Regions from separate parts of the Homo sapiens genome. Here region 2 is linked to region 1. A link is an interaction called in ENCODE POLR2A ChIA-PET data of the cell type or tissue named here. Cell type or tissue: PC-9. All regions are shown on one strand. Each heading gives the region's core, and the rest is flanking DNA. Links, peaks and the distances in the headings are about the cores only.

The links. Peaks named below come from ENCODE experiments on the same cell type or tissue, not always from the same donor. Only the 100,000 strongest peaks of a DNase experiment are listed, where the experiment ranks them.
Region 2: POLR2A ChIA-PET joins it to region 1 with 17 read pairs; 2 of 35 experiments call an interaction of 5 or more read pairs at or near these places.

What each region holds. Positions count from the first base shown.
Region 1 is chr6:19,486,236-19,498,734 of GRCh38, reverse strand. No RefSeq gene overlaps it. Among named protein-coding and RNA genes, the nearest start is that of LNC-LBCS, 310 kb to the left of the region's middle. In PC-9, for the core only: no CTCF peak of the experiment used is centred there; a DNase peak (open chromatin) is centred at 5,864; H3K27ac peaks cover 1,175 bases.
Region 2 is chr6:19,415,998-19,428,496 of GRCh38, reverse strand. No RefSeq gene overlaps it. Among named protein-coding and RNA genes, the nearest start is that of LNC-LBCS, 380 kb to the left of the region's middle. In PC-9, for the core only: no CTCF peak of the experiment used is centred there; no DNase peak of the experiment used is centred there; H3K4me3 peaks cover 194 bases; H3K27ac peaks cover 221 bases.

The DNA.
Region 1 (12,499 bases), core at 3,511-8,510:
AATGAGTTAGGGAGGATTCTCTCTTTTTCTATTGATTGGAATAGTTTCAGAAGGAATGGTACCAGCTCCTCCTTGTAGAATTCGGTAGAATTCTACTCCTCTGGTAGAATTTGGCAGAATTCTACTCCTCTGGTAGAATTCGGCTGTGAATCCATCTGGTCCTGGACTCTTTTTGGTTGGTAAGCTATTGATTATTGCCACAATTTCAGAGCCTGTTATTGGTCTATTCAGAGATTCAGCTTCTTCCTGGTTTAGTCTTGGGAGGGTGTGTGTGTCCAGGAATTTATCCATTTCATCTAGATTTTCTAGTTTATTTGCGTAGAGGTGTTTGTAGTATTCTCTGATGGTAGTTTGTATTTCTGTGGGATCGGTGGTGATATCCACTTTATCAATTTTTATTGTGTCTATTTGATTCTTCTCTCTTTTCTTCTTTATTAGTCTTGCTAGCAGTCTATCAATTTTGTTGATCTTTTCAAAAAACCAGCTCCTGGATTCATTAATTTTTTGAAGGATTTTTTGTGTCTCTATTTCCTTCAGTTCTGCTCTCATTTTAGTTATTTCTTGCCTTCTGTCAGCTTTTGAATGTGTTTGCTCTTGCTTCTCTAGTTCTTTTAATTGTGATGTTAGGGTGTCAATTTTTGATGTTTCCTGCTTTCTCTTGTGGGCATTTAGTGCTATAAATTTCCCTCTACACACTGCTTTGAATGTGTCCCAGAGATTCTGGTATGTTGTGTCTTTGTTCTTGTTGGTTTCAAAGAACATCCTTATTTCTGCCTTCATTTCATTATGTACCCAGTAGTCATTCAGGAGTAGGTTGTTCAGTTTCCACGTAGTTGAGCGGTTTTGAGTGAGTTTCTTAGTCCTGAGTTGTAGTTTGATTGCACTGTGGTCTGAGAGACAGTTTCTTTACATTTGCTGTAAAGAAATTGTGTTCTTTACATTGTGTTCTTTACATTTGCTGAGGAGTGCTTTACTTCCAACTATGTGGTCAATTTTGGAATAAGTGTGATGTGGCACTGAGAAGAATGTATATTCTGTTGATTTGGGGTGGAGAGTTCTGTAGATGTCTATTAGGTCCGCTTGGTGCAGAGCTGAGTTCAATTCCTGGATATCCTTGTTAACTTTCTGTCTCGTTGATCTGTCTAAGGTTGACAGTGGGGTGTTAAAGTCTCCCATTATTATTGTGTGGGAGTCTAAGTCTCTTTGTAGGTCACTCAGGTCTCGCTTTATGAGTCTGGGTGCTCCTGTATTGGATGCATATATATTTAGGATAGTTAGCTCTTCTTGTTGAATTGATCCCTTTACCATTATGTAATGGCCTTCTTTGTCTCTTTTGATCTTTGTTGGTTTAAAGTCTGCTTTATCAGAGACTAGGATTGTAACCCCTGCCTTTTTTTGTTTTCCATTTGCTTGGTGGATCTTCCTCCATCCCTTTATTTTGAGCCTATGTGTGTCTCTGCACGTGAGATGGGTTTCCTGAATACAGCACACTGATGGGTCTTGACTCTTTATCCAATTTGCCAGTCTGTGTCTTTTAATTGGAGCATTTAGCCCATTTACAATTAAAGTTAATATTGTTATGTGTGAATTTGATCCTGTCATTATGATGTTAGCTGGTTATTTTGCTCATTAGTTGATGCAGTTTCTTCCTAGTCTTGATGCTCTTTACAATTTGGCATGTTTTTGCAGTGGCTGGTACTGGTTGTTCCTTTCCATGTTTAGTGCTTCCTTCAGGAGCTCTTTTAGGGCAGGCCTGGTGGTGACAAAATCTCTGAGCATTTGCTTGTCTGTAAAGTATTTTATTTCTCCTTCACTTATGAAGCTTAATTTGGCTAAATATGAAATTCTGGGTTGAAAATTCTTTTCTCTAAGAATGTTGAATATTGGCCCCCACTCTCTTCTGGCTTGTAGAGTTTCTGCCGAGAGATCCGCTGTTAGTCTGATGGGCTTCCCTTTGTGGGTAACCTGACCTTTCTCTCTGGCTGCCCTTAACATTTTTTCCTTCATTTCAACTTTGGTGAACCTGACAATTATGTGTCTTGGAGTTGCTCTTCTTGAGAAGTATCTTTGTGGCTTTCTCTGTATTTCCTGAATTTGAATGTTGGCCTGCCTTGCTAGGTTGTGGAAGTTCTCCTGGATAATATCCTGCAGAGTGCTTTTCAACTTGGTTCCATTCTCCCCGTCACTTTCAGGCACACCAATCAGACGTAGATTTGGTCTTTTCACATAGTCCCATATTTCTTGGAGGCTTTGTTCATTTCTTTTTATTCTTTTTTCTCTAAACTCCCCTTCTCGCTTCATTCCATTCATTTCATCTTCCATTACTGATACCCTTTCTTCCAGTTGATCGCTTCGGCTCCTGAGGCTTCTGCATTCTTCACGTAGTTCTCGAGCCTTGGCTTTCAGCTCCAACATCTCCTTTAAGCACTTCTCTGCATTGGTTATTCTAGTTATACATTCATCTAATTTTTTTTTCAAAGTTTTTAACTTCTTTGCCATTGGTTTGAATTTCCTCTTGTAGCTCGGAGTAGTTTGATCGTCTGAAGGCTTCTTCTCTCAACTCGTCAAAGTCATTCTCCGTCCAGCTTTGTTCCATTGCTGGTGAGGAACTGCGTTCCTTTGGAGGAGGAGAGGCGCTCTGCTTTTTAAGAGTTTCCAGTTTTTCTGCTCTGTTTTTTCCCCATCTTTGTAGTTTTATCTACTTTTGGTCTTTGATGATGGTGACGTACAGATGGGTTTTTGGTGTGGATGTCCTTTCTGTTTATTAGTTTTCCTTCTAACAGACAGGACCCTCAGCTGCAGGTCTGTTGGAGTTTGCTAGAGGTCCACTCCAGACCCTTTTTGCCTGGGTATCAGCAGCGGTGACTGCAGAACAGCGGTGGCTGTAGAACAGCAGATTTTCATGAACCGCAGTCTGCCCATTCTCAGATCTCCAGCTGCGTGCTGGGAGAACCAATACTCTCTTCAAAGGTGTCAGACAGGGACATTTAAGTCTGCAGAGGTTACTGCTGTCTTTTTGTTTGTCTGTGCCCTGCCCCCAGAGGTGGAGCCCACAGAGGCAGGCAGGCCTCCTTGAGCTGTTGTGGGCTCCACCCAGTTCGAGCTTCCCAGCTGCTTTGTTTACCTAAGCAAGCCTGGGCAATGGCAGGCGCCTCTCTCCTAGCCTCGCTGCCACCTTGCAGTTTGATCTCCAGCTGCTGTGCTAGCAATCAGCGAGACTGTGGGCGTAGGACCCTCCGAGCCATGTGTGGGATATAATCTCCTGGTGTGCAGTTTTTTAAGCCCATTGGAAAAGCGCAGTATTAGGGTGGGAGTGTCCCGATTTTCCAGGTGCCGTCTGTCACCCCTTTCTTTGACTAGGAAGGGGAACTCCGTGACCCCTTGTGCTTCCCAAGTGAGGCAATGCCTCGCCCTGCTTCGGCTCGCACACGGTGCGCTGCACCCACTGACCTGCACCCACTGTCTGGCACTCCCTAGCAAGATGAACCCGGTACCTCAGATGGAAATGCAGCAATCACCCATCTTCTGCATTGCTCACACTGGGAGCTGTAGACCGGAGCTGTTCCTATTTGGCCATCTTGGCTCCACCCTCCTTTTAAGTTATTTTTAATTGCCTGCAGAAGTGCTGTATATAGGGTGGGTGCTGTGACTCACACCCATAATCCCAGCACTTTGGGAGGCTGAGGTGGGCAGATCACCTAAAGTCAAGAGTTGGAGACCAGGCTGGCCAACATGGTGAAACCCTGTCTCTACTAAAAATACAAAATTTACAAAATACAAAAATTACGCAGGTGTGGTGGTGCACGCCTGTTATCCCAGCTACTTAGGAGGCTGAGGCAGGAGAATTGCTTGAGCCCAGGAGGTAGAGGTTGCAGTGAGCCGAGATCATGCCACTGCACTGCAGCGTGGCCACAGAGTGAGACTCCATCTCAAACAAAAAACAAGAAGTGTTTTATATATATTTGTATGTGTGTGTATACACACACACACATATAGTAACACATGCACACACACATATATATTTATGTTGATTTATAATGCTTAGTATGTATTTGTCCAATGGCAACAAACAAATATCCTATTAACATGTAACTTCTAACTGTTGATTTTTCCTGGCTATTAGGTAAAAGTAGATGTCTGGAAATTTAGAGGAGAAAAAGTTGTTGCTTTGGTAATTGAAACCCCAGTGTTCCCTCATTTTTCCCAAATGCAGCATTTGATACATCCTGATTCATGAGGGCTCTGTCATGTATCAGATTCCCCCTTTGCATAGAAAACACCTCTTCAGGAAGGAAAAGGTACAGGCTCCACCCCACTGAATTTCTGTGATTTTAGGAAACTCAGTGTCATGCACATATTAAAATGATCAGCATTCTCGTAAAAGATCTGTAAATTTTACTACCATAAATATTACTAAAAGATTTTGTGTATTTCCCCAAATACTCCTTGAGACCAAATTCCTGGAAGTGCATTTTTTTGTGTGTGCCAAGATGTTTTCGGACGTGTTGCCTGCTCCCCTAGAAAGGTTGTGCCAGTCAATACTCTCATCATTGGTGTTTGTGAGTGACTGCTCCTCTGAAAATGTTTCCTCCATTCCTATCACACAACAATTAATCCAGACTAGTTAGTTTTGAGACAATGGCACAGCTCCCCAGTGAAGCCACACAGTTGGTATTTTATGATGCCTGTAAGTATGCTCATTGAAGCTTTCACAGTGGGAGCAAAGGGGCAATTGATGAAATGGTGCTCTTGTGGTCTCAAAGTGTTCTTCTGTTTTAACAAATTGCCACATTGAATCAGAGAGGCAATTTATTAGATATGCCCTTTGATGAAGGAAGCATCTTGGAGAGGGTCCATAGATAGAAAACACAGGTTTAAAAAACAGTCAATGAATACTGTGGTTCCTTGGTATCCACGGAAGATCGTTTCCAGGACCCCAAGGATACCAAAATCTATAAATGTTCTAGTCCCTTACATAAAATGGTGTAGTATTTGCAAATAATGTACACATATCCTCTCGTATACTTTAAATCATCTCTAGATTATACACAACATCTAATACAATGAAATTGCTGTGTAAATAGTTGTTATACTTTATTGCTTTTATTTGTATTTTTAAAAATGTTATATTATTTTTTATTGTCTTTTCCCAAATATTTTCGATCTGCAGTTGGTTGAATCCCTGCATGTGGAACCCACAAATACAGAGGGCCAACTGTACTGTTGTCTTAAAAAATGTCATGGAATTTGTTTCATGATTAATTTAGAAATTCAGTCAGTATCTAGTGAGCACCACATTGTTCACAACTATGGTTAGAGCTTAGAGTAGAAGGAAGAAGAAAGCACTCATATGTGACTTAGGAGCTCATGGTCTAGTGGGAGAATAAGGTGTGAAGGATGATAGCCTGAGGAAGCTCAGGAACTGGGCAGCAGAATCCACACTGCATATGTGAGGCTTTTTCCTCTACATACAGCATCCTGGTGGAACAATGACCTGTGCGCTTCTGAGAACAGAAAGAAAGGGAAATGTCATTTGCCACAAGTCCCTTGCTATCTGTTTATCTTTCTCACTCTTGACCATCAGTTGGAATGACTGGACATAGTTAGCATTTTTTCCATTTAGAACACAGACACACATCTCATTTTAGCCTAATGTGTCAAGTATTTCTACTGTCAAAAATAAAATCTGATCAAGTTAGAAAATTTTATTGTGTATACAAAAGAGCTGTTTGCCAACTGGGAGACTTTGAAGTGTAGATGGTTAGAAGCTCTCCTTATGGCAGTTACAGCCAGTTTATAAAGCATAAAGGAGGAAGTGTTTTGACCTTTTTTGCAATTGGCTATTATACATTAACATTCTTTGTAAGGCAAGCAGAGCTGTGTAAGCTGATTTGTTTCTAGCTGATTGGTTTCATTTCACTGAATCATTCTGACAAGGGTGTAAAGCTTATGCTTTGTGTTTTGTTTATAATTAGAGCTGGCTTTTCAGGATGACAAATTTTGCCTATGTGGTTATGGGTGGTTGGACTTGGGGTACATTTAAACTGTTGCCTCCATTTTAATTTTTTTAACACTGCAGATCCATGAAACGTCATCAAATACCAGAATGTGCATAATCACAAAATCCCTAATAAGAGCAAAGAATGGAGAGTATTTTTTCTTTATCCAAAAGGCCCTTTTGCCTCTTGCAATGCATATCTTCTCTTTGAAAATCAGCGCCATATTTTTTAGGGGCTTTAGTGCATGATTACTGATTTTGGATTGTCAATAAAAGCTAAATTTAAAGCAAAAGAAACACTTTCTTCAATTCCTGAGTGGTTTAAAATATATGGACTTTAACAGAAACTTTTCACGTGGTTGTCAGTTTTTCAGGGGGTTCATTGCTTTAATATCTTTCACCTGAACACTTCTTGTTCAAATGGCATTCTAATGAGAATGTTTACAATATGGCACTAAAGTGATAAAACAGGACTCAAAATTACAGTTATGCCATGATTATATTTGTGTTAAAATATGTAATCATGTGAACAAAGACTGGAAAGGAATATCCCCCATGTGAAAATATTTATTATGTTAGGTGCAGAAAGTTGACATGATTTATTTTTCACCTTTAAAACCTCCTTAATATTGCTCTCAAAATGTTTCTTCCATTCTGAAAGTTTCATAATCATGTTAATAATAAACACTTTAGTTGAGAGATGGTCAATGCCATAACTGAGCCTTACAAACTGATTTTGAAATTTCACTGGCCAGTGAAATTATTAATGAAAATATGAGGGGCTGACATTGGGTGGCTAGCTTTTACATTTGCAAGGAAGGGGGGAAGCTGCATCTATCATCTATTATCACCATCATTTTAAGAAGAAAGACCATTTTGACACTGAACAATTATATTTACTAAAGCATCAGAGGTAACCAAGGTGTTAATCATGAACACAGGTCTTCATGATGTGGCTGAGAGTTCCTGGCTTAGGGACTGTGGTTACTAATCATCAACATTCCCTGGACCTGCAGGGCTGGTAAATTCTACCAATGCCTTTTAAGATCAACACTGTCACCCGGGAGGCGGAGCTTGCAGTGAGCCGAGATTGTGCCACTGCACTCCAGCCTGGGCATCAGAGCAAGACTCCGTCTCAAAAAAAAAAAAAAAAAACCAACATTGTCAGTTGCATACACAATGGCTATTTCTTGCCTTTTTACCATCCTAAATAGGATGTCAATGCTATCTGCACCACTGACCAGACTAAGAATAACAAGATCCTAGTGGACTCACAATTTTAAAATATTAACATAATTTAATAATCTCTATGTATTTTAGCTTCCTCAACTATGAATTATTTGGCCTCCCAGTTTTTTTTTTTCCAACTCACAGCATCTCTTTAGCTATGTTTTGAATAGATAATATCACAGGGCCGTTCAAAATAGACAGATGTTCGACAGCATGACTGGAAGATACACTGGGGATATTATTAAATAAAATAAATGTTTCTATTCATTTGTTTGGGGTATAAAAGAATATTGACTTTTTAGAAGAATAAATGTGAAAGACTCCCATTATGATTTTTTGCTTGGTAGACAACAATGTGTGATTTAAAACTGATAGCTGACTTCAGTACAGATTCTGTCTGATGATGAGGCCCCATCAAATCACTTCACCTTGCTGAATGTCTTTTTCTCTTCTTTAAAAATGTAGAAATCAGACCATTTCCCAATTCCTTTTCAGAACCAAAGCAAACACAATAAGCAACATTCTGCCTTTGGTTTTAAAGCCATTTGAAGCCATGACGTTTGTGGCAAGACCAGCAATTTGCCCAGTGAAAGATCCCAGACTCTCCTTCAGATCCTCTAGCTTCAATGCTTGCAGCCAAAACCAGCACAGATATGCATAATTTCAGCCCTGTCCTCCTGAGGACAGAAGGTTTCTCACATCAGCAAAGCCAGTGGTTCCCAGACTTCAGTACGCACCAAATCTCTGTGAGACTTTTCAAAACATAGATTGCTGGGTTCCACCTCCAGAGTGTCTGATTCCATAGGTCTGGGGTGGGGCCTGAGAATTTACATGTATAAGTCCTTAGGTGATTCTGATGCTGCTGATGCAGGGACCACACTTCTGATCGCAGAAACCTTAATGGTAAACCTCCGGTTCTTCTTCATTGATTGGTTGCTGCTGCCTCTCACAACTCCTGTATAAATATGTGAGGTGGCAAGGTCTGAGGATACAGGGAAAAAACGAAACTCAGTTTCTCCTATACCCTTACTAAAATAATCAACACAGAAGACTTCCATGACCAAATGTGTGGGGATTTTCACCCTCTATATCAAGTAAGCAATCAATTCTGCAGTAGTCACCAGCGGGGTGTCCTCCAGTTCAATTCCAATAGAGATAGCATTCAGACCCCACAGGTTGAGCTACAGTCTCACAAGACTAATCCTCACTTCTGCTGCCCATTTAAAGCTTTAGGTTGTTTCACCTGTTTTTCTGACTGACCAGGTATAAATTGGGATTCCCATAATGCCTCCCAGGGTTTGATTAATTTGTTAGAGTGGCTCCTAGACCTCAGGTGAATACTTACTTACATTTACTGGTTTATTGCAGAGGATATTACAAAGGATACAGATGAAGAGATGCATAGGGTGAGGTATATGGGAAGGGATGAAGAGCTTCCATGTCCTCCCCAGGCTTCCTGCTCCAGGAACCTCCATGTGTTCAGCTATCTGGAAGCTCTCTGAATAGTCCTTTTGTGTTTTTATGGAAGCTTCATTATGTAGGCATGATTGATTAAACCATTGGTGATCAAACCATTGGTGATCACCCCAGAAATTGGGGAGTGGGGCTGAAAGTCCCAACCCTCAAATCCTGTCTTGGTCTTTCCAGTGAAAAGCCACCATCCTAAAGATACCTAGGGCCAGCCACTGGTCAACTCACTAGTATACAAAAAGCCACTTGTCGCTTTGAAGATTACAAGGATTTTAGGAATCGTGGGCCAAGAAATGAAGATCAAATATCTGTTTTTCTATATCACACAAGGGTTTAGGGTTGCTCTAGAGGAGCACAAAGCATGGTGTATGCAGCCATACCTGGCCCAGGGCTGCTGTACGTGGGATGGCAAGAGCCTGGCCCAGTGTGTATCGTGAAAACCCTTTGCCCATATGTTTCCTGGAGCCTGCATCATGTATAAATTTTTGTGTTTGCCCTTGCCTTTCACTCAATGAATTTTCAAATAATTCTTAAAGACACATTTTTTTTAAAACATACAGAGTAAAAAGATAGACATGCAAACTACTTTCAATTATTCCACAAATAGTGAGTGAGAAAAATATTACATGTTAATGTATTTTCTTGCATTTTTAAAAATTATGCTACGTGTATAATTTGTAGTCCTGGCTCTTTATTTTCCACTTCACATTATTATAACATGATCATTATCCAACTTATTTGAAATCATGTTAAGTGGTTTAACACACATACATACATAATTTTTCTCCTAATTATGAGTAGGTCAGATATGATTATGATTTAGCTATGTCCCCCATGATTGAGTACTTCATTTATTTCTTATTTTTCACAATTTTAAATGGCCAAATGTCATACATCTTTACCCTTAACTCGTTACTTTCTTAGGTTATATTCTCAGAAGCAAAGTTAATGGCCCAACTTGTGAGCATTTTGAAGGTTCGTAACTATTGCTGAATTGCTTTCCAGAAGGTCTAGACCAATCTATCCTTCAAGCGCAATGCAAGGGCAGTCTCTCAACTCGTGCCACCAGTGAGTCCTCTCAGAAATCTTTGCCAGTGTTATAGTGGAAATTTGCATGTCATTATTGCTTTAATTTATATTTCTTTGATTATCCTAATACATATACCTTATTTATTAGACATGTATTTCTATTACTGTCATTGTCAGTTTCTATCCATGTGTTTAAAAAATTTTAAATTTGTATATGCCTTCTGAGGAAAAAATGAAATTATCATTAAACAAAGATGGAAAAAAGTATTCATAACTGGAACAACAAAAAAATTAACCACCATTCACATTCTGCCAGATGTTTTTATTTGCATGTGTATATACATTTATCTATGTTCACGTATGTATTTTGCTTACAAACATAAGGAACATTTATAGAAGTTGTCTGCAAAAAGGATGTCACAGTAGACGTAAACCTTATAACCCATCTAAATTAAAAATATATCAGGCTGGGCACGGTGGCTCACACCTGCAATCTCAGCACTTTGGGAGGCCAAGGTGGGTGGATCATGAGGACAGGAGATAGAGATCATCCTGGCCAACATGTGAAACCCCGTCTCTACTAAAAATACAAAAATTAGCTGGACTTGGTGGCACGTGCTTGTAGTCCCAGTTATTCGGCAGGCTGAGGCAGGAGAATCTCTTGAACCCGGGAGATGGAGGTTGCAGTGAGCCGAGATCGCACCACTGCAGTCCAGCCTGGCTGCAGAGGGAGACTCCATGTCAAAAAAAAAAAAATATATATATATATATATAAATAAATATATATATATAAATAAATATATATATAATTTTAATTTCAAAAAATCTTAAAACATCACTGAAATTTACTGAATAGAATTTGAGTATATGCATGCAATATTCAACTCATTCTCCACTTAAATAAGTTCTTGTAAGAAGCATATTATTCATTATTAGGAAAAAATTTCTAGAAATGGAATTTCTGAGTCAAATTCTTCAGCGCACCCACACACACACACACACACACACACACACACACACACACATTTTCCCCAATTATAAATGAAATATAAATTTCTAAAAATCTAAATGTTTCAGAAATAGACATGCTACTATGTATTATTCTGTTTTAAATTTATTCTTTTTTATTCTTATACTTTAACTTCTAGGGTACATGTGCACAACATGCAGGTTTGTTACATATGTATACATGTAGCATGTTGGTGTGCTGCACCCATTAACTCGTCATTTACATTAGGTATATCTCCTAATGCTATCCTTCTCCCCTCCCCCAACCCCACGACAGGCCCCAGTGTGTGGTGTTCCCCACCCTGTGTCCATGTGTTCTCATTGTTCAATGCCCACCTGTGAGTAAGAACATGCGGTGTTTGATTTTCAGTCCTTGTGAGAGTTTGCTGAGAATGATGGTTTCCAGTTTCATCCATTTCCCTACAAAGGACATGAACTCATCCTTTTTTATGGATCATAGTATTCCATGGTGTATATGTGCCACATTTTCGTAATCCAGTCTATCATTGATGGACATTTGGGTTGGTTCCAAGTCTTTGCTATTGTGAATAGTGCCACAATAAACATACGTGTGCATGTGTCTTTATAGCAGCATGATTTATAATGCTTTGGGTATATACCCAGTAATGGGATGGCTGGGTCAAATGGTATTTGTAGTTCTAGATCCTTGAGGAATCGCCACACTGACTTCCACGATGGTTGAACTAGTTTACAGTCCCACCAACAGTGTAAAAGTGTTCCTGTTTCTCCACATCCTCTCCAGCACCTGTTCTTTCCTGACTTTTTAATGATCGCCATTCTAACTGGTGTGAGATGGTATCTCCTTGTGGTTTTGATTTGCATTTCTCTGATGGCCAGTGATGATGAGCATTTTTTCATGTGTCTGTTGGCTGCATAAATGTCTTCTTTCGAGAAGTGTCTGTTCATATCCTTCACCCACTTTTTGATGAGGTTGTTTGATTTTTTCTTGTAAATTTGTTTAAGTTCTTTGTAGATTCTAGATATTAGCACTTTGTCAGATGAGTAGATTGCAAAAATTTTCTCCCATTTTGTAGGTTGCCTGTTCACTCTGTTGGTAGTTTCTTTTGCTGTGCAGAAGCTCTTTAGTTTAATTAGATTCCATTTCTCAATTTTGACGTTTGTTGCCATTGCTTTTGGTGTTTTAGACATGAAGTCCTTGCCCATGCCTGTGTCCTGAATGGTATTGCCTAGGTTTTCTTCTAGGGTTTTTATGGTTTTAGGTCTGACATTTAAGTCTTTAATCCATCTTGAATTAATTTTTGTATAAGGTGTAAGGAAGGGGTCCAGTTTCAGTTTTCTACATATGGCTAGCCAGTTTTCCCAGCACCATTTATTAAACAGGGAATCCTTTCCCCATTGCTTGTTTTTGTCAGGTTTGTCAAAGATCAGATGGTTGTAGATGTGTGGTATTATTTCTCAGGGTTCTGTTCTGTTTCATTTTTCTATGTCTCCATTTTGGTACCAGTACCATGCTGTTTTGGTTACTGTAGCCTTGTAGTATAGGTTGAAGTCAGGTAGTGTGATGCTTCCAGCTTTGTTCTTTTGGCTTAGGATTGTCTTGGCAACGTGGGATCTTTTTTGGTTCCATATGAATTTTAAAGTAGTTTTTTCCAATCCTGTGAAGAAAGTCATTGGTAGCTTGATGGGGATGTCATTGAATCTATAAATTACCTTGGGCAGTATGGCCATTTTCACGATATTGATTCTTCCTATCCATGAGCATGGCATGTTCTTCCATTTGTT
Region 2 (12,499 bases), core at 4,891-9,890, 72 kb after region 1:
TCTGCTTTTAGTTTTCAATTATTCATGAACATTTTATGTAATATTCAGAGTTTTAGAGCTGAAGAAATATGTAGGTAGGTTCTGCCTGAGCCCATTCTACGCTGACTTTCCCATCTCTCTCCACATAGTTATCTTTTTCTGCAAAGGGCCAACACATCCATAATTGGAGAATAACACATTCCAGAGTCTTGATATGTCAAAATTGTTTTATTGTTTTAAGAAATAAATATTTATGATCAATGCATTGTTTATTATTCATTTAATTATTCATTTATAGTTATACAGGTCATGGAGAAGCCAATGTGCATGGATGTACACATGGAGGAAGGGAGAATAAATAAACTCCAAATAGAAGGCCTTTATTTGCAAAAACACTTTGAGGTAAATCAAATGAGGTTAGAATTTATTATTCTGATTAGAAGGACCTAGACCAATATTGAGACAATTATAGGCCATCTGTATCCTTACACTAAAAATGTATCCCGTTTTTCTGAAAGATAGAGTCTATAGGAACTATAATGTTCACCTACATAGTGCTAGGGTGCATTTTCCAATCCATGTGTAACGGATTTACCCACTAATTAACCTATAACTCATTCTGTGTGACAACTCATGGAGCAGATAGAGTGCATTTGTAGTTTCCTTCTTATTACAGAAAAGGAAAACAAGAACCATAATTGCCTCAGGATTACTGTATCATTCAGGATTGGCCAAGTTATACTAAGATAATAAATGAACTTGGAAATCTTGTTGACTTAATCAAACAAGTGTTTTTCTTGCTTATGCTACATATCCAGTATAGTTGCATGTATAAAGGGAGGTGGTATGAGGCTCTCCTACTCATGGAAGCTTAAGGATACTGCTGACACAGGTTCCACCATAAGGAACAGACTGTACATGAAGAGCTCATACCTTTCTGTCACTTCTGCTCACACCCCATTGGCCAGAGCTAGTTAGGTGGCTCTGCCTTATTTAAAGAGGGCTGGGAAGTGAAGGGGGGAAGGTGAATATTGGATGAATAGAACTGTCACAATTAACTAGAGAAAGTGTCAAAACCAAGACTCCTTCATTCCTGCTAACATCAGTTAAAATAACGGATAAATGTTAACTGGAAACAACTCTATTTCCAAATTAAGTGAATGGTGAATTGACTCTTTTTTACTATTTTACTTTATTTTTTGAGACGAAGTCTCACTCTGTCACCCAGACTAGAGTGCAGTGGTGTGATCTCAGCTCACTGCAACCTCTGCCTTCTGGGTTCAAGCGATTCTCCTGCTTCAGCCTCCTGAGTAGCTGGGATTACAGGCACACACCACCACACTCAGCTAAATTTTTTATTTTTTAATTTTTTGTAGAGATGGGGTTTCTCCATGTTGGCCAGGCTGGTCTCGAACTCCTGACCTCAAGTAATTTGCTCGCCTTGGCCTCCCAAAGTGTTGGGATTCCAGGCATGAGCCACCACACCTGGCCTGAACTGACTCTTAATGAAGCCGATTTATCTCCTTTTAAATACTGGTTTACTGTGACTAGTTTTTGATTCTCGATATGAATTCAGGGCATCTGGCAGGTTAAGTGGAAAGTATTATTTCTCACTATATAAAAAAAATGCAATCATTGGAAGACATAGTTCAACCAAGGGTCTCAATGGAAAATTGAATTAGAACATAAATTAGCTCTTCTTTCATAGATCAATTGCCCAATGTAGATGGGGACTTGGCTATTAGGTTATAGTGCAGTTGTTGCCAAAGTGGGGTGCATATACATTTAATAGATTGATACTGGTTTATTCATTAGGTTGATATGTGAGAGTGTCCCTTGCTACATATGAGAGGAAATCTTAGAACAAGAGAAGTAGCTCCCTATCAAAGAGAGGCTGAGGGTGGTGCCATTACTTATTTGATTGTGTGTTTTTTTAATGTTTTCTCAATTAGAACAGATTCTGTTATGTGGGTTTGAATATATTTGATTTTTCTTAGAATTTTCATCTTTCTGCCCACATTACTCATCCGTTCTTGTGTGTTGTTTACTTTTTTTTACTACATCTCTTAACATATTAATTGTAGCATTTTAAAATTCTCTGCTTAATAATTCCAAAATCTATGTCATATCTGAGATTTTTTTTTAATTTGCTTTTTAGCATGTCTTCTATTTGTTTTTGTTGTTGAAATCAAGGCATGACATATAAGGTAATAGGAACTGAGGTAATTAGGCCTTTCGTGTGAAGATTTATGGTAATCTTGATATGGGAGTTATGAAGAAATCACTTAGGCAGATAGTGAGGGTACAGAAGTCCTGGGTAAGTCTTTTCTTTTTAATGAAAAGCAGCCCCAAATCATTTTCTAACAAAGAACATGACTGTAAAGTCAAGCTGCAGACATAGATAAGCAAGCTGGAAGCTTGCAAGTGTGAATACCGGCAGGAACGAGGGACTAGACGTGTTCAAGAGGGCGGCTCCTTCTTACCTTCTTTGCCAGCCACATGTACAGTAAGGAGCAGACAAGATGGCACCGATTAACTGGAAAGCTCATTTGCATAATAAGATTAGGGTGAGGAGACCAGCCTTCCCTGTGCACTACGTAAAGGTCATACCTGATTGAACCAATCTGTGAGTCCTATGTAATTCAGACACCGACTCCTCAAACCTGACTATAAAATCTGGCCCATTCACTGCTAGCCAGTCCTTTCCACTTGGAGACCCCTCTCTCTATGAAGAGACCCATTTCTCTTTCTCTTTTCTTCTGCCTATTAAACCTCCACTCCTAAACTCCTCCTGTGTGTCCATGTCCTAAATTTTCCTGGTGCGTGATGACGAACCCCAGGGTATATACCCCAGGCAACATAGCAGCTTCAATCTGGCTAGGAGTTGGGCCCAACTTAACGTTTGCTATAGCTATAGGTGGTAGTGGTCTCAAATTCCTCTAGTGTCTATGTTTTTACTGCTTCATGATTCCCTAAGAAATACTCCTCAGATAGAGTTTGTGTGCTATGGTCTGAATGTTTGTGGTCCCACAAATTCATATGTTGAAATCATAACCCCCAATATGATGGTATTAGGAAGGGGGGGGCCTTTGAAAGATGACTAGGTCAAGAGGGTAGAACCCTTATGATTGGGACTAGTGCCTTATTAAAGAGGCCCAAGGGAGCTTGTTTGCCCCTTCTTCCATGTGAGGACACAGCAAGAAAACACCATCCATGAAATAGGAACTGGGTCCTCACCAGACAGCAAATGTGCTGGCTCCTTGATCTTGGACTTCTCACTTTCCAGAACTGTGAGAAATAAATGTTTGATGTTTAAACCACCCAGTCTATAGATTTTGTTATAGCAGCATGAATGGACTAAGACATGGAATATGGACTAACATATGGAATCTGGACTAAGACCAGAAATCTCGGCTGAGATCTGCTTGTCTGGACAGGAACTACTGGAGGCTTAAACTAGCAGAAACACATAGATAGCAATGTGCTCTTTCAGCTATAAGTCACTGTTATTCTAGTGGAGTCTTGCTGGTGTGGTGGTAAGGTAGGGCGAGGGAAGTGTTCTGTAATCTACTAATAAAATCTCTGTTTTCAGCAGGCCTGAGTTCTGGGGCTTTGACCTTTGCAAAGGTTCCATAGTTTTGTTCTCTTCTAAGCTAAGACAGGAAGTCAGACAAATGTCCTTCCTCCAGGTGGTTTTTAAAGCTCTGGTCAAGTCTTTCCCCCACCAACTGGAGAGTAGGCTTTTGTCATGGAGAATGCTCTGACGGTGTTTTACTATGATTGTCCCTACCAGAACCATGAGGGGATTTTTCTTGTCTCTTCACCATGAAGGCTTGTTGGGGTTTCTAAATGTAAAAGTGAGGAGGCCCTCCTAAGACTGCAACTGCCAGGATTTTCTCAATCAAAAGCTAGTACATGTTTTGTCTCCTCTAAGTCATCAAAATTACTATTTATGTGTTTCTTCTAGTTTAAGGCTCCAGTAGTTCCTGTCCAGATAAGCAGATCTCAGCTGAGATTTCTGGGTTGTGGTTTGCCCTGCTACCTCATGGGTACAAGAAAAGTCATTGATTTGTCAGTTGGTTCAACTTTATCTAGTTGAGAAAATGAGAGTAATGACTTCCAAGCTCTTTATCTGCCAGAGCTAAAACTGGAAGTCTGAGCTTATTTGTTAATAATGTAAAATTGCTGTACCTTAATATCTTCTGATTAGTTGGCAAGAATAATTAGCAGAGGTCAGATAAGAAGGAAATTTTTAACAGAATTTTAAGAGAAAACATTGCATAATTACTAGATGAACTTGAAAATAATTTCCACAATTTAATCAGTATGATCAACAATGTACTTCTTCTATTTATATTTATATGTTAATGTTGAGTGGCTTTTCCATTTATCTGGCCATAAAATCAAGTATCAAAATAAACTGAATTTAGAACCAGAATTTCATATTGCTAAATCACAGGTATTAAATAAAATTCTTCAAAAAAATAGAGCATATTGAGTCATACTTTTTGTACTAAAAATGTCATGAATACTACTTTTTGTGTGTGAAAAAACTTTTATTTCATTGATAAAGAATATGTAACAAAAAATAATGGTTATTTTATGTTTATCTCACCCTTTAAAATTCCCATTTTGATAGTATGTTTTATAACATATTCAACATATTAATAATGTTAATTAATAATATTAATGTATGTACAATTTATAAAGAAATATGTATATGGAAAGGAATATTCAGATTTTTGCTGCTGGTGTAAAGATTAAAACAATCAGTCTACTAACTGCTACTTGAGTAACTTTGGCCAAATTATGTAACTTCATTGAGCTTCAGTTTCTGATATGCAAAATGGAGACGATGATTTCTATGTCTCCATCTTCTAAGGTTCTTGGTAGCATTAAGAAAGGCAATGCATCGAGACCATCCCGGCTAAAATGGTGAAACCCCGTCTCTACTAAAAATACAAAAAATTAGCCGGGCGTAGTGGCGGGCGCCTGTAGTCCCAGCTACTTGGGAGGCTGAGGCAGGAGAATGGCGTGAACCCGGGAGGCGGAGCTTGCAGTGAGCCGAGATCCCGCCACTGCACTCCAGCCTGGGCGACAGAGCGAGACTCCGTCTCAAAAAAAAAAAAAAAAAAAAGGCAATGCAAGGCTGAGTGCAGTGGCTCACACCTGTAATCCCAGCATTTTGGAAGGCTGAGGTGGGAGGATTGTTTGAGGCTGGTAGTTTGAGACGAGCCTGGGCAACATAGTGAGATCCCACCTCTAAAATTTTAAAAATTAGCTGAGCGCAGTGGCATACATCTGCAGTCCCAGCTACTTGGGAGCGTGAGGTGGGAGGATTGCTTGAGCCTAGGAGGTCAAGACTGCAGTGAACCGGGTTCTTGTAGCTGCACTCCAACCTGGGCAACAGAGTGAAACCCTGTCTCAAAACAAAAACAAAAAACAGAGAAAGTATATGAAAAGGATTTTTCAATAACTGTTGAGTGCTAAGCAGCAGCTATTGATGCTTTAATTTTTCTGAGTTTTCATCCTGTGACTCCTTATTGCTGCAAAGGGGAATAATAGTTTTTTTTTTCTTCAGCTAAATAGCTCACAAACTGGGAATGGATTAAAAACTATAATAATTTTTTTCTACAAAAAAACACTGTGGAATTACTCTGAATATGTGACAAAAAAAGGGAGTCTCACTTTTCTCTGAGAAACAACAGTATCACACAGTATCTGACCCCGTGTTGCTCTTAGTATAAAAATTTAAGAAGCCGAACTTGAGAAAGGCAGAAGATGCCAACTTAGGCCCCTGACGTGTTAGGCCGAGAGACACATGATTCTAGGCACAATATTTGGATAATAATTTTATCTTTTTTCCCAGAAACCACCTGGGATTTTTTTTTTTTTTTCTGACACGGAGTCTTTGCTCTGTCGCCCAGGCTGGAGTGCAGCGGCGCGATCTCGGCTCACTGCAAGCTCCGCCTCCCGGGTTTACGCCATTCTCCTGCCTCAGCCTCCCGAGTAGCTGGGACTACAGGCGCCCGCCACCGCGCCTGGCTAATTTTTTGTATTTTTAGTAGAGACGGGGTTTCACCATGGTCTCAATCTCCTGACCTCGTGATCTGCCCGCCTCAGCCTCCCAAAGTGCAAGAAGTTCTTTCAAATGAATAAGAACAAAGATACAACATACCAGAATCTCTGGGAGACAGCTATGTCAGTGTTAAGAGGAAAATTTACAACACTAAACTGCCACATTAAAAAGTTAGAAAGTTAACAACCTAATATCAGAACTAAAAGAACTAGACAACCAAGGGCAAACAAATCCCAAAGCCAGCAGAAAACAAGAAATAACCAGGCCTGGTGTGGTGGCTCATGCCTATAATCCCAGCACTTTGGGAGGCCGAGGTGGGTGGATCTTCTGAGGTCAGGCATTCAAGACCAGCCTGGCCAACATGGTGAAACCCCATCTCTACAAAAAATATAAAAATTAGGTGGGTGTGGTGGCAGACGCCTGTAATCTCAGCTACTCAGGAGGCTGAGGCAGGAGAATTGCTTGAACCTGGGAGGTGGCGGTTGAAGTGAGCTGAGATCATGCCATTGTACTCCAGCCTGGGTGACAAGAGCAAAACGAACTGAAGGAGATTGAGACACAAAAAATCATGTCTCAATCAAAAGATCAACAAATGCAGGAGGTTTTATTTTTTTTTGAAAATATTAATTAAATAGACCACTAGCTAGACTGATAAAGAAGAAAAGAGAGGAGATTAAAATAAACACAATCAGAAACAACAAGGGGGATATTACCAAAACCCCACAGAAATACAAACAACTATCAGAGAACATTATGAACACCTCTATGCACATAAACTAGAAAATCAAGAAGAAATAGATGAGTTCCTGGACACTTAGACCCTCCCAAGACTGAACCAGGAAGAAATGGAATCCCAGGACAGATTAGTAATGAGTCAGTAATAATCATTGAAATTGAGTCAGTAATAAGTATCTTACCAACCAAAAAAAAGCCCAGGACCAGACAGATTCACAGCTGAATTCTACCAGATGTGAAAAGAAGAGCTGGTACCATTCCTGCTGAAATGATTCCAAAAAGTTGAGGAGAAGGGACTTCTCCCTAACTCATTCTATGAGGCCAGCATCATCCTGGTACCAAAACCTGGCAGACACACAACAAAATAAGAAAACTTCAGGCCATTTTTATCAATGAATATTGATGAAAAATCCTCAAGAAAATACTGGCAAACTGAACTGAGCAGCACATCAAAAAGCTTATTTACCACGATCAAGTAGGCTTTATCCCTGGGATGTAAGGTTGGTTCAACATATGCACATCAATAAATGTTATTCATCACATGAACAGAACTAAAGACGAAAAACCACATGATTATCTGAATAGACATAGAAAAGGCTTTCAATAAAATTCGACACCCCTTCATGTTAAAAACTCTCAAAAATCCTAGGTATTGAAGGAATATGCAGCAAAATAATAAGAGCCTTCTATGACAAAGCTACAGCCAACATCATACTGAGTGGGCAAAATCTGGAAGCATTCGCCTTGAAAACCAGCCAAAGACAAAGATGGCCTCTCTCACCACTTCTATCCAACATAGTATTGGAAATCTTGGCCAGGGAAATCATAAAAGAAAATAATAAAGGGCATCTAAATACAAAGAGAGGAAGTCAAACTATCCCTGTTTGCAGATGACATGATCCTGTAACTAGAAAACCCAGTAGTCTCAGCCCAAAAGCTCCTTAACCTGATAAACAACTTCAGCAAAGTCTCAGGATACAAAATCATTATGTAAAACTCACTTGCATTCCTGTACACCAACAACAGTCAAGCTCAGAGTGAACTCAGGAACACAATCCCAGGCCCAACTGCCACAAAAAAACAAAAACAAAAACAAAACAAAAAACAAACCCAACAACAACAACAACCAAAAAAAAAAAACCCTAGGAATATAGCTAACCAGAGAGGTGAAAGATCTATACAAAGATAATTAAAAAACATTGTTCAGAGAAATCAGAGATGACACAAATGGAAAAAGATTCCATGTTCATGGATAGGAAGAATCAATATCATTAAAATGGCTATACTGACCAAAGCAATGTATAGACCAATGCCATTTCTATTAAACTACCGCTGACATTCTTTACAGAACTAAGAAAAAAACTATTTTAAAATTCATATGGAGTCAAAAAAGAGCCTAAATAGCCAAGGTAATCTTAAACAAAAAGAACAAAGCTGGAAGCATCATGCTACCCAAATTCAAACAATACCACAGGGCTACAGTAACCAAAGCAGCATGATGCTGGTATAAAAGCAGACACATAGACCAATGAAACAGAATAGAGAACCAGAAATAAGGCTGCACACCTGCAACTGTTTAATCTTCAACAAACCTGACAAAAACAAGCAATGGGGAAAGGATTCCCTAATCAGTAAATGGTGTTAGGATAACTGATTAGCCATATGCAAAAGATTGAAACTTAACCCCTTCCCTTCCCCATATAAAAAAAATTAACTCAAGATGGATTAAAGACTTAAATGTAGAACCTAAAACTATAAAAACCCTGGAAGATAGCCTAGGCAATACCATTCTGGACACAGTAACAGGCAAAGATTTCATGATGAAGGTACCAAAAGCAATTGTAACAAAAGCAAAAATTGATAAATGGGATCTAATTAAACTAAAAAGCTTCTGCACAGCAAGGGAAACTATCAACAGGATGAACAGACAACATATATAATGGGAGAAAATTTTTGCAGTTTCTAATATCCAGCATCTATAAGGAACTTAAACAAATGTGCAAGAAGAAAAGAACCCCAATGAAAAGTGAGCAAAGGAAATGAACAGACACTTCTTAAAAGAAGACATACATGTGGCCAACATGCATATGAAAAACAGCTTCTATATCACTGATCATTAGAGAGATGCAAATCAAAACCGCAATCAGATACCATCTCACACCAGTCAGAATGGCTATTATTAAAAAGTCAAAAAATAGCAGATGCTAGCAACATTGTGGAGAAAAAGGAATGCTTATACACTGTAGGTGGGAGCGTAAATTAGTTCAATCATTGTGGAAGACAGTGTGGCAATTCCTCAAAAACCTAAAAACAGAAATATCACTCAACTTAGCAATCCCATTACTGGTATATACCCAAATGAATATGAATCCTTCTGTTATAAAGATACATGCCAGCATATGTTCATTGCAGTGCTATTTACAATAGCAAAGACATGGAATCAACATAAATGCCCATCAATGATAGACTGGATAAAGAAAATGTGGTACATATACACCATGAAATACTATGCAGCCATAAAAAGTACAAGATCATGTCCTTGGCAGAAACATGAATGGAGCTAGAGACCATTATTCTTAGCAAACTAACACAGGAACAGAAAACCAAATAACACATGTTCTCACTCATAAGTGGGAGCTAAATGAGAACACATGGACACATAGAGGGGAACAACACACACTGGGGCTGATCAGAGGATGAAGGGTGGGAGGAGAGAGAGGAAAAATAACTGATGGGTACTAGGCTTAATACCTTGGTGACAAAATAACCTGTGCAAGGAACCCCCATGACACAATTTTCCCTATATAACAAACCTGCACAAGTACCCCTAAATTTAAAATAAAATTATGAAAAAAGACATATGAACATATTTTACTGGATTCTTATAATATACCTCTTTGAGATAGGTAGGTTAGATACAATTATCACCATTTAGAAAATGAAGATACAAGCTCAGACATGAGGATTTTTTGTTTAGCCTACTAATCAGGATAAGTTTTAGAAACTGCTCTGGTACCAAGCTAGATATTTTATTTTGAGTTCTAATTTTTTGTTTTGTTTTGTGTTTTTTTTTTCTGCCTTGTGATCATGAAAAAAAGACACATAATTATTTCAGCTTAGGCTAATACAGTAATTGTACATTTTTTTCCAAGAAAGTCTACACCTATTTTAATATCCTGATTGTTCCTTCATATAGTATTCTATCAACCTCCCTCAGATTTCCATTTCAGTTATCTTCTGGGAGAAAGACAGAAAAAGAGACAGAGAGATAGAGAGGCTGGTGAGAGAGAGGGGGAGGGAGACAGAGAGAGACAGAGACAGAGAGACAGTTGGTTTTCATATATTTCTGGAGTATGTTTCTTATGTATGTAAGATAGGCCTATTCACTTGTGCAGGGATGAAGTACTTTATTTAAAATAAAATAAAAAAAAACTTTGCCCATCCTCTTGCATGAGGACAAGCTTTGTGTAATGTCTTAACCACTATAGGTTGCTTATACCTGTGAAATTTGCATATTGGTATAGGTCTTCATTTCCTGTACACTTTAACAAAAATTGGCATAGATTAGTCAGTGCCATTTGGTGTCTTTATTCTACCTTGTTAGAATTAAGCTGGAGGGGGGAGTAAACAGTAATTTGTTGGGGTAGAGTTGTTGGTAGCACTAACATTAATATGAGGCCTTCTCTTTCAGTTCTAATCAAGTCATTTTGGACCTCTTACTTCTGAGAAAACTGCTTCTGTATATGAGTTGAATCATCTTTCTAAGGTCATTCATAGGTCACCTGTTGCTCACAAAGAAGAAATGCACTGTATGAAACAGCTAAGGTGATTCACCTGGGCATATGCTAAGCACAAATCAACAGAGGAAGAGGCCAGATTCCTGTAAGAATTGGGTTTCTAATTTCTTTTCAGTATATAAACATAGGTAGTTATTATATTGTTTCAGACTTTTCTTTACAACAAATTGTCTTCTTGATTTTCAGAGTATTTAAGAATCTTAAAATAGAAGAAAGAAAACTAGAATTTAAATATTTTAATAAACAACCATGTCTAGGTAGGGCACAGTGGCTCATTCCTGTAATCCTAGCACTTTGAGAGGCCAAGATGGGCAGATCACTTGAGGTCAGGAGTTTGAAACCAGCCTGGCCAACAGAGCAAAACCCCATCTTTACTAAAATACAAAAAAATTAGCCAGGCGTGGTGATGCACACATGTAGTCCCAGCTACTCAGGAGGCTGGGGCAGGAAAATCACTTGAACCCAGGAGGTGGAGATTGCAGTGAGCTGAGATCGTGCCACTGCACTCCAGCCTGGGTGACAGAGTGAGACTCTGTATCCAATAAATAAATAAACAAATAAACAAACAAACAACCATCTCTAAAACTTCTTTTTATGATAACAGGTTGTGGCAGATTAAAGACAGGCAGGTGTTCTTAGGAACTCCTTTCATGAAAAGGTGAACCCTATTACTCCTCCTTTGCATTTTGGTAGGCCCTATAACTGCTTAGTGGATAGAATATGATGGCAATGATGTTCTGTCAGTTTTCAAGTCCAGGCCTGAAGACACTGGTAGTTATCCATGGTAGTGGGAATTCTAAGTTGTCCTCCAAAATTTTACCTCATAGAGTGCATGCCTCATTCTGTAGACTTCTCTTGATTTGGGATGAGACCTATGACTATGACATATGTCACTTCAGGAATTATGCTACCTTATATGGCAATGGCCAAGGCATTTCTGGATGTAATTAAGATCTCTAGTAAGTTGGCTTTGAATTAATGAAAGGGACTTTATCTTGATTAGGTTAGAACTAGTCAGGTGGTCCTTTTAAAGAGGGCTAGGTCTTTGCAACAAATAGTGCTGGAACAACTGGATATCCAAAGAATGAAGTTGGACCCCTTCCTCACACCATACACAGAGATAAACACAAAGTGGATTTTAGACCTAAATGCAATGGCTAAAACTATAAAACGCTTAGGAAACATACAGTAAACATCATGAACTTGGGGCAGGCAATAATTTCTTAGATACAACATCAAAAGCAAAGTAGCAAAAGACCAAAAAAGATAAATTGTACTTCACCAAAATTAAAATTGTAATGATTCTAAGGATATAATCTAGAAAGTGAAAAGTCAACCAATTAAATTGGGAAAATATTTGCAAATCATATATCTAGCAAGAAATGTATTCATAATATATTTTTAAAAAACCTGTGGAAACTCAGGAATTGAAATAACAATAACTCAATTTTAAAAATGAATAAAGGATTTGAATAGATATTTTCCCAAAGAAGGTATACAAGTGGCTAATAAGCACATAAAAAGATACCTTCAAATCATTAGTCATTAGGGACATGCACATCAAAACCACAATGAGATACTACACACCCAATAGGATGGTTGTAGTAATAAAAAAAAACAGATAATAACAAGTGTTGAAAAGGTTGAGGAGTAATAGAAATCTTCATACATTGCTGGTGAGAATGGAAAATCGTGTGGCTGCTTTGGAAAGTAGTTTAGCAGTCCCTCAAATTGTTCAACATAGAGTTATCATATAATCTAGCAATTTCACTTCTAGGTATAAAACCAAGTGAAATACAAGCATATGTGCACACAAAAACTTCTGCATGAATGTTTATAGTAGCATTATTCACAATAATCCCCAAATAAAAATAATCTAAATGTCTATCAACATTGATAGATAAATAAA